2 separate regions of the Mus musculus genome follow, and region 1 is linked to region 2. A link is a loop called in an ENCODE intact Hi-C map of the cell type or tissue named here. Cell type or tissue: left cerebral cortex. All regions are shown on one strand. Each heading gives the region's core, and the rest is flanking DNA. Links, peaks and the distances in the headings are about the cores only. Region 1 has its middle 22 kb from the start of Ccdc70. Region 2 holds the start of Vps36 (vacuolar protein sorting 36).

The links. A loop is a pair of places that touch in the nucleus more often than their neighbours do. Peaks named below come from ENCODE experiments on the same cell type or tissue, not always from the same donor. Only the 100,000 strongest peaks of a DNase experiment are listed, where the experiment ranks them.
Region 1: it touches region 2 in a loop (3-fold over the local background); 1 of 42 quality-filtered maps calls a loop at or near these places.

The regions. Positions count from the first base shown.
Region 1 is chr8:21,989,934-21,994,325 of GRCm38, forward strand. It overlaps a transcript of Atp7b not described here. Among named protein-coding and RNA genes, the nearest start is that of Ccdc70, 22 kb to the left of the region's middle. In left cerebral cortex, for the core only: CTCF peaks have their summits at 2,450 and 4,188; a DNase peak (open chromatin) is centred at 2,463.
Region 2 is chr8:22,190,309-22,194,627 of GRCm38, forward strand. Vps36 (vacuolar protein sorting 36) reads left to right here and starts at 2,525. Exons shown (of 14, transcript NM_027338.2): 1 at 2,525-2,658. The coding sequence starts at 2,563. In left cerebral cortex, for the core only: CTCF peaks have their summits at 2,470 (motif pointing right) and 2,702; DNase peaks (open chromatin) are centred at 2,518 and 2,845; H3K4me3 peaks cover 1,296 bases; H3K27ac peaks cover 1,179 bases.

The sequences.
Region 1 (4,392 bases), core at 235-4,234, 200 kb before region 2:
ATGGAAGGCCATTGGTGATGGTGCAGCTTCAGTTGCAGTTGACAGCCCAAAACTGAAAGGGTCATGCAAAGGATTTGAGGCTTGGCACCATACAGAGAGCCTGTGAGAGGCTATTGGTGAAGCCTAGCTGCAGTGGAAGACCCCAGTGTATTGGAGATGCCAGTACAATGGGATGATCACCAAGAACAACAGCACAGTGGAGTGGATCAACCTGAGCCTAGAGTGCTACAGAGGGCAGAGCTGGAGAAGTGACACCAGCCCTTTGAAAGAGCCCAGAAGATCATATGTGGATCCCAGACATTGAAACAAGAAGCTAAAACTTTGAAGTTTGCCTTGGAGGCTCAAAGATATTTGAGATGCCAGAGCCAAAGGATATTTGCTGAGGAAAGCTGCTAACAGGGAGTGGAAGAAGCAGCCCAGGAGAAAGAAGTTTGTTGCTGTCAACAAAGATGAAAAAGGAGTTGGAGATCTGAAGACTGCTTTGACATCAGACATGGAGATGCAGACTTTGGAGTTTGCCCAGCTGGTTTCCTGTCTTGCTTCCCAGGTTACAGTTAAGTGCTTGGATGAATGTCAGAAGAGACATTTTTAGTTAATATTTTATTCATTTACATTTCAAATTTTTCCAAGTTACCCCTTCACAAACCTCCCATCCCATCTCCCCTCTTCCCTCTCCCCTCCGCCTCTATGAGGGTGCCCCTCCACCCACTCACCCACTCCTGCCTCACTGTTCTAGCATCCCCCTTTGCTAGCATCAAGCCACCACAGGACCAAGGGCCTCCCCTCCCATTGATGTGAGAAAAGGCCACCCACAGCTACATATGTAACTGGAGCCATGGATCTCTCCATGTGTACTCTTTGGTTGATGGTTTAGTCTCTGGGAGCTCTGGGTGGTCTGGTTAGTTGATATTGTTCTTCTATGAGATTGCAATCCCCTTCAGCTTCTTCAGGCCTTCCCCTAGCTCCAGAAGGGACTTTTAACTTTGGACTTTTAATATTGCTGATACTGCTATAGTCTATGGGGATTTTGGAAGTCGGACTACATGTACCTTTTTATTAAGCTATGTCTATATATGGCCCCCATAGACTTGTGTGTTTGAAGAAGCCTATGGGGCCAGGGAGTGGAATGTTATGGTCTGTATATGCTTGGCCCAGGGAGTGGCACTATTAGAAGGTGTGGCTCTGTTGGAGTAGGTATGTCATTGTGGGCAAGAGCTTTAAGACCCTATTCCTAGTTGCCTAGAAGCCAGTATTCTCCTAACAGCCTTCAGATGGAAGATGTCGAACTCTCAGCTCCTCCTGCACCATGCCTGACTGGATGCTGCCATGCTTCCCACCTTGATGATAATGGACTGAACCTCTGAACCTGTAGCCAGCCCCAATTAAATGTTGTCCTTTATAAGACTTGCCTTGGTCATGGTATCTGTTCACAGCAATAAAATCCTAACTAAGACAAACAGTTAAACAGTTTTATTGGCACTGGGCTCAAACCAGGGATCTTGCACATGTTAGTCAAGAGGTCTACCAAGTTATACCCTCTTGGTTCATTTTTCCTTATGCTGATATAATATAATAGCCATTTCTACCCCAGAGAAAAAAATGTTAAATTTCCATCAATCTTATTTCATTTTGAAATGTTTGAACGGATGCTTTTACATTTTTGTTCATCTTTTTGAATAGGAAAAAAAAAGCAACTCTGGGATTTCTCAGTATTATGTAACCTTCTTACATTCTACTCTGTAACCTCAGCTGTGGTCACTGTCTTTATATGAAGAACAAGGGCAGACAGCAGACCTCTCTCTCCATGCAGTAACCCCAAACAATGGTGCTTCCAGCCTTGTGCAAGCCCAGTGTGAAACTTCAGCAGAGCAGTTCCTTCTCCACCAATGCCAAGCAGTTTACACACACACCTGAAAAGGGAAAAAAAGGACCAGTAGGCCACTTACTCTATTCCTCTGTGTATGTGCTCCAAGGAAAGGTGGAATTATGGGTGTATGCAAATGAGCCTTTTATAATTCAGGGACTTTATGTACATTACAGAATTTGTCTTAGGTAATCCTATTTTATTTTATTTGTACAGGGGATTGAACCTACTACTCCAGCCCCCTACATGGGTTTTTAAAGCCCCTAATCTCCCCAAATCCTTTAATCAAGTAACCTTTCAGGTGAAAGTCACCTTTATTAATCCAAGTTCTTTATTAAACTAGCTCAATAGTTTAGATATCTGTTTTTAACATGCCAATTTCCAGATGCCACTGAAAATTAGAATTATCAGTCATTTCTTATAGAGGTAATCCCATCTTAATTCTTCAGTTTACCAGGAGCAAGAGAAGATGCTCGGATTCAGCCAGATGCCTGAGAAACCTTTCAGGGATGCTTGCTAAATCCTCCCCACAGGAGCACCGACACTCCTTCCACAACGGTCTGTGGAGACCTCATGCCCTGACTGTAAAGTCCTCTAGGGTGTGCTAGAGACCAAGCAGTGAGGTTCTGGGCACAGTCAGAGCTTGAGGCAGCGACTTCAGCAAAGGCTTCCTTCTCTGCGGTCCTAATGCTACCTAGACTAATACTACTCTAATACTAATACTACTCTAGACTCAGCAGAGTGGTTCAGACCAGGGCAAGGCAAGAGGGTTCCCACCACCTCGTGTCCCCACTGCTAGAATCCTATCATTCTCTGTCCCTCCAAAGAAGTCCCCAGCAATCCGGTAACATGAGCCATACAGACAGAATAAGCAAGCCACAGGCAACTCCTGGATGAAAAGATACAACTTTATCCTCGTGCTTCATGGAAAGTTTTGAAGAGGGAATTGTTCTCTGGCCATTAAAAAAAAGAAAAAAAACCTGACTCTTTGAACATCTAAAAAGTTATTTATTTGTACAATTATATAAATATTTTCATGTCTACATGTGAACATGATGCTTACATTCTCAGAAGGTTTAAAAATCAATACAATTAGATTCTTTAGAAAATGATTACCTTATTCCAAAACAAGACTTATTCTGTAAGAACAGAACTATAGACCGAGTAGATGACGTCAGTGGGAGGAGGTCGCTGGAGAGGGAGTGGAAGGGTTGCGGATACCAAGAGCGCAATAGATCCCTATACTCCCGGGTTTTAGAAGATAAAGCTCAGCAAGCACCGCTAAGGTGCAAAACCCAAAGCAGCCATCCCAAGTGATGGGTAGTAACCTCGTGACCACTGCATCCTAACCTGATGCAACTCATCCAGCTCCTGTCGCGTTTGCTCGTGCAGCAACAAAAGGACCCTCGTCCAGTTTACTCTCACCGAGCAAACTGATACTGTAAGGCAGCAGCGGAATTACAGAAAGGCCTTCGGAACCCTCTGAACGGCACATTGGCTGTGAGTTCCTGGGAAGACACCGAGGCCCTCGGACCCTGTTTTCTTGTTTTCAGTCGTAGACGGTAGGTAGTTACGGTGCTATTTTTGTGGGGAAAAGAGGTGAGAAACCTACAAAAAAAAAAAAAAAAAAAAAGACTAACACTGCCATGGCCAATAAGTGACATCCTATAAAGGAGTTTTGTGGCTTTTTTTCTTTTAATGTCACAAATGAGAGTAACCCATTTCTGCTAGTCTGTTCCGGGTGGCTCAGCCACTCGCTCAGTTAAGCTGGCCCCATCCCTGCCCTCTGAAGCCACTCCAATCACATAGTCATAGCTGACAACAGGAACATTTTCACTGGGGAGGGGGGAGGGCGCTGTGGGTGTCCCTCCTTTAGATGTCTCCTCAGCAGCAGACAGCTCTCTATTGAGAACTTCACTCTCTTCTGGTGGGAAAACTCCCCCCAGGCACACACACTAAGCATTTGTGACAAACTTCACTGGACCCCACTGAGTGACAGGGGTGTGCCCTTATGCATACACCTCCCAGGGAACAGTGCTTTATACACTACAGGTTATGGCATGGCTGTATAGGGTGCCCTGAGAGGCAAGGACCTGGACCCCATAGGAAAATGAACTATGGTCAGGCTCTGAGGTATCTCTCCAGCTGGTTGAGAGCGGCACATGTGAGTCTGTAGGTGTGGCTCTAAGCAGGATGGCATTCTTTTCAGAGTAAATAGGGATGCTGGGTAGCTCTTGCATTGGGCTGCAAACCAGGGCGCCACCTTTAGGCGGGCAGATATGCAGGAGCCAGAGCATCAGACCCAAGGCACTAATTCTACCCTCAGAAGATAGAGGGCAGGCAGTTCCAGTACCAAGGATGCCAGCTACACCAGGCAGAGAACAGACTCGTCTGAAGGAGCCTTAGGCTTACACGGCCCATGTGTGCTGCCTAACTCCAGGTGTTATGGGAGCTCTTAGTATAGGAGAGATCTGGTTGGAGCTCTCCAGGGGGGCTGAGCTAGGCTTGTGGTCCTGATGAGCCTGGTC
Region 2 (4,319 bases), core at 320-4,319:
GAGAATTCTTTGTTTAGCTTTGTAGCCTATTTTTAAATAGGGTTATTTAGTTCTCTGGAGTCTAACTTCTTGAGTTCTTTGTGTAGTTTGGTTATTAGCCTTCTATCAGATGTAGGGTTGGTAAAGATCTTTTTCCAATCTGTGGGTTACCATTTTGTCCTATTGTTATTGTCCTTTGCCTTTTCAAGTTTATAAGATCCCATTTGTCAATTTTTAGAGTCTAAGCCATTGGTGTCCAAGAAATTTTCCCCTGTGTAGGTGTATTTAAGGTTCTCCCCACTTTCTCTTCTATTAGATTCAGTGTATCTGGTTTTATGTGGAGGTCCTTGATCTACATGGACTTGAGCTTTGTACAGGGAGATGAGAATGGATCAGTTTGCATCCTTCTACATGTTGACTGCCACCTGAACCAGCACTATTTGTGGAAAATGCTGTCTTTTTTTCCATTGGATGGTTTTGGCTTCTATGTCAAAGATCAAGTGACCATAGGTGTGTGGGTTTATTTCTGAGTCTTCAATTCTATTCCATTTTCTATTCCATTGATCTACCCGCCTGTCACTCTACCAATACCATGAAGTTTTTATCACTATTACTCTGTAATGCAGCTTGAGGTCAGGGATGGTGATCCCCACAGAAGTTCTTTTATTGTTAAGAATTGTTTTTGATATCCTGAGTTTTTTTGTTATTCCAGATGAATTTGAGAGATTCCACCTCACACAAATCAGAATGGCTAAGATTGAAAACTCAAACCGGGCGTGGTGGCTCACGCCTTTAATCCCAGCACTCGGGAGGCAGAGACAGGCAGATTTCTGAGTTTGAGGCCAGCCTGGTCTACAAAGTGAGTTCCAGGACAGCCAGAGCTACACAGAGAAACCCTGTCTAAAAAAAAAAAAAAAAAAAAAAAAAAAAAAAAAAAAGAAAACTCAGGTGACAGCAGATGCTGGCAAGGATGTAGAGAAAGAGAAACTCATCCATTGCTGTTAGGATTGCAAGCTGATAAAACCACTTTGGAAATCAATCTGGTGGTTCCTGAGAAAATTGGAAATAGTTCTACCTGAAGACCCAGCTATACCACTCCTGGGCATATACCCAAAAGATGTTCCAACATATAACAAGGACACATGTTCCTTTATGTTCACAGCTGCCTTATTTATAACAGCCAGAAGCTGGAAAGAACCCAGATGTCCTTCAACAGAGGAATGGATACAGAAAATGTGGTATATTTACACAATGAAGTACTATTCAGCTATTAAAAATAATGACTTCATGAAATTCTTAGGCAAACAGAACTAGAAAATATCATCCTGAATGAGGTAACCCACAAAAGAACACACGTGGTATGCAGTCACTGATAACTGGATATTAGCCCAAAAGCTCAGAATACCCAAGATACAATTCACAGACCACATGAAGCTCAAGAAGAAGGAAGACCAAAGTGTGGATACTTCAATCCTTCTTAGAAGGGGGAACAAAATATCCATGGAAGGAGTTACAGAGACAAAGTGTGAAGCAGAGAGTGAAGGAAAGACCATCCAGAGACTGCCCCACCTGGGAATCCATCCCATATACAGTTACCAAACCCAGACACTATTGTGGATGCCAAGAAGTGCTTGCTGACAGAAGCCTGATATAACTGTCTCCTGAGAGGCTCTGCCAGAGCCTGACAAATACAGAGGGGGATGCTCTCAGCCAACCATTGTAAACCATATGTAGCAGATGATGGCCTTATCTGACATCAATAGGAGGGGAGGCCCCTGGTCCTGCGGAGGTTTGATGCTCCAGTGTAGGCAGGAGTAGGTGAGTGGGTGGAGGAGCACCCTCATAGAGGCAAAGGGGACGGAGGAGAAGGGGAGATGGGATGAGGGGTTGTGGACGTGTAACTGGGACGGGGGAATATAATTTCCAATGTAAATGAATAAAATGATTAATACAAAAAAGAAAATTATTTTTTATGTGTATGGGTATATTGCCTTCATGTATATCTGTCGCATTAAATGCATGTTTGGTGCTTTATTTCCATGTCACCTCCATCTATCTGGAGCTATTGGTCATTTTTTAAAGGTGGGTGGGTAGGTGGGTGAGGTGGTTCAGCTGGTAAGGGAGCCTGCTGCTAAGCCTCATAACCTAAGTTTGATCTCCCAAGATCCACACGGTCAAAGGAGCAGCTCTCATTAAACATCCTCTGACTCCCACAGGCTAGCCCTTGCATGTTCCCGACGCACACAAACCCTCATAAAATAAACAGAATGTAATAAAAATTAGACTAAAACAAAAACCGGAGAAGAGTGTATTACATAATATGCTGGTTACAGATATATTAAACACAACCTCTGCTGTCAACACTTATTTGGGAAGAAATAAAAAAAAAGTCCTTATTTACAGCTTTTAACAAGCATGTCAACAAGTTTGGCAGTGACAGGGGAGCAAATGTGCACGCGAGTGGCAGCCGCCAGGGGGCGCCGCCTGTCCGTGTCGGGGCGCCCCACCCCCGCCGGCCACCAGGGAGCGCCGCTCGCAGCCCGGGAGCACCGGCGAGCGGCAGAAGCCGGCCGGGTGGCGGCCATGGACCGCTTCGTGTGGACCAGCGGCCTCCTGGAGATCAACGAGACCCTGGTTATCCAGCAGCGCGGGGTGCGCGTCTACGACGGCGAGGAGAAGGTAGGGAGGAGGCCGCGCCGACCCGCGGCCCTCGTGCTGGGCAGGGCCTCACCCTCGGCCCTGGGGCTACCGGCCTCGGCCCGCCGCTCCAGCCGCACGGTGGACAGCGGAGCCGGGGCGCGGGCGAGCGGAGGTCTCGGCGGGTCGCAGCCCGGGACGGTACAGTTCCGCCTTGTGGCGAGCGAGCGCGCCACCGGAACGCCGTCCCCACCCTCCTGCTGGACCGGTGATGATTTGTTCTGGGCTGAGCCGGGGTCCCTCGCCCGGAAGGATTTCCGAAGGAGGCAGCAGGGTCCAGCCCCATGGGGTTTTCTGCTTGCTTTGTAATTACTTTAGGAAGTGGGCTTGAGGCTTCGTGTTCTGTTCTAGGAAGTCATGCAGTGAGCCCTTGCCTTGGAATGCAAGCTTAAATCTTAAGAGCCGGGCTCGCGAAGGATAAGAGAAAAACAACGAATTCATGTATTCTGTGCCTGGAAACCACATGCCATCTTGTCCTGAATTAAATGTACGACCTGAAATCAGGAGTGGCAAAAGAGCTCGCGTCCCCAAAAGCACTTTTAGTCTCCAGTTTTCACTTGAGGCATTCTGTCTTCCTCGCTGTGGTGGAAATGAAACCTCCCTCGCTCTGGAGTTTGATACACCTAGTCAGTGCTTACAGCTAACCCAGGTCCGCTCTGACTTAGGGTATTTTCCTATTGTTTTCGAGGCAAGCTCTTATCCGAGACTGCTTCAGTAAAGTTTGATTTACTTTTTAAGTAAACTTAGACTGTTCTGGGTTTGAGTAGCAAGTAAAAACCAGCCTAACTGGTCTGTCAGGTTGAGATAATAATCCACGGGAGACCCCAAAAGGGAACGATTGAGCAATCTCTTCACTACAGCAACAGCCTTTCACATTCCCCCTTGCTCCTTGACACAGCAGTGGTACAGACTCTGGCTTGAGCTTTAAATGTATAGCCTAAGCTTTGATTTCTAGAGGAAAAATGCAATGGTTCTTAGAACTGTGTGATCTACGGGCACATCGTGCACTTTCTCCTCTTTCTTTCTGTCTTTCTTTCTTTCTTTCTTTCTTCTCTCTCTCTCTCTCTCTCTCTCTCTCTCTCTCTCTCTCTTTCTTTCTATAGGGTTTCTCTGTATAGGCCCGACTGTCCTGGAACTCACTCTGTGGAACGGGCTGGCCTCGAACTCAGAAATCCGCCTGCCTCTGCCTCCCAAGTGCTGGGATTAAAAGAGTGCCCCACCACTGAGCGGCCATCGTGCACTTTCAAGTTAACATTTGTTTTGGAAATGTGAATTTTTACTAATTAACAAAAAAGAGATTCTTAAATTCGGTTGTTTGGTTTTGTGTAAGTCAGATTGGCTGAGACACTTAAAGTTAGGCCAAATTACATGCTAGAAGTACTTGAGCATGACGTCTTTTTATTTTTAAACATTTTCCTCGTTTTTAATTATGTGCCTAACATGTGGGTCTGTAAGAGCAGCTGTCAGCCTAGGCCAGAGGTATCAGACCCCCCTGGAGTTGGAGTTAAAGATTGTTGTGAGTTGCCATGTGCTCTGCTGGGTCCTCGACCAGGAAGCAAATGCTTGTGACTGCTGAGCCATCTCTCCAGCCGCCCTCCTCCCCATTTTGAGACAGGGTCCTTATATGTAGCCCTGGCTGTCCT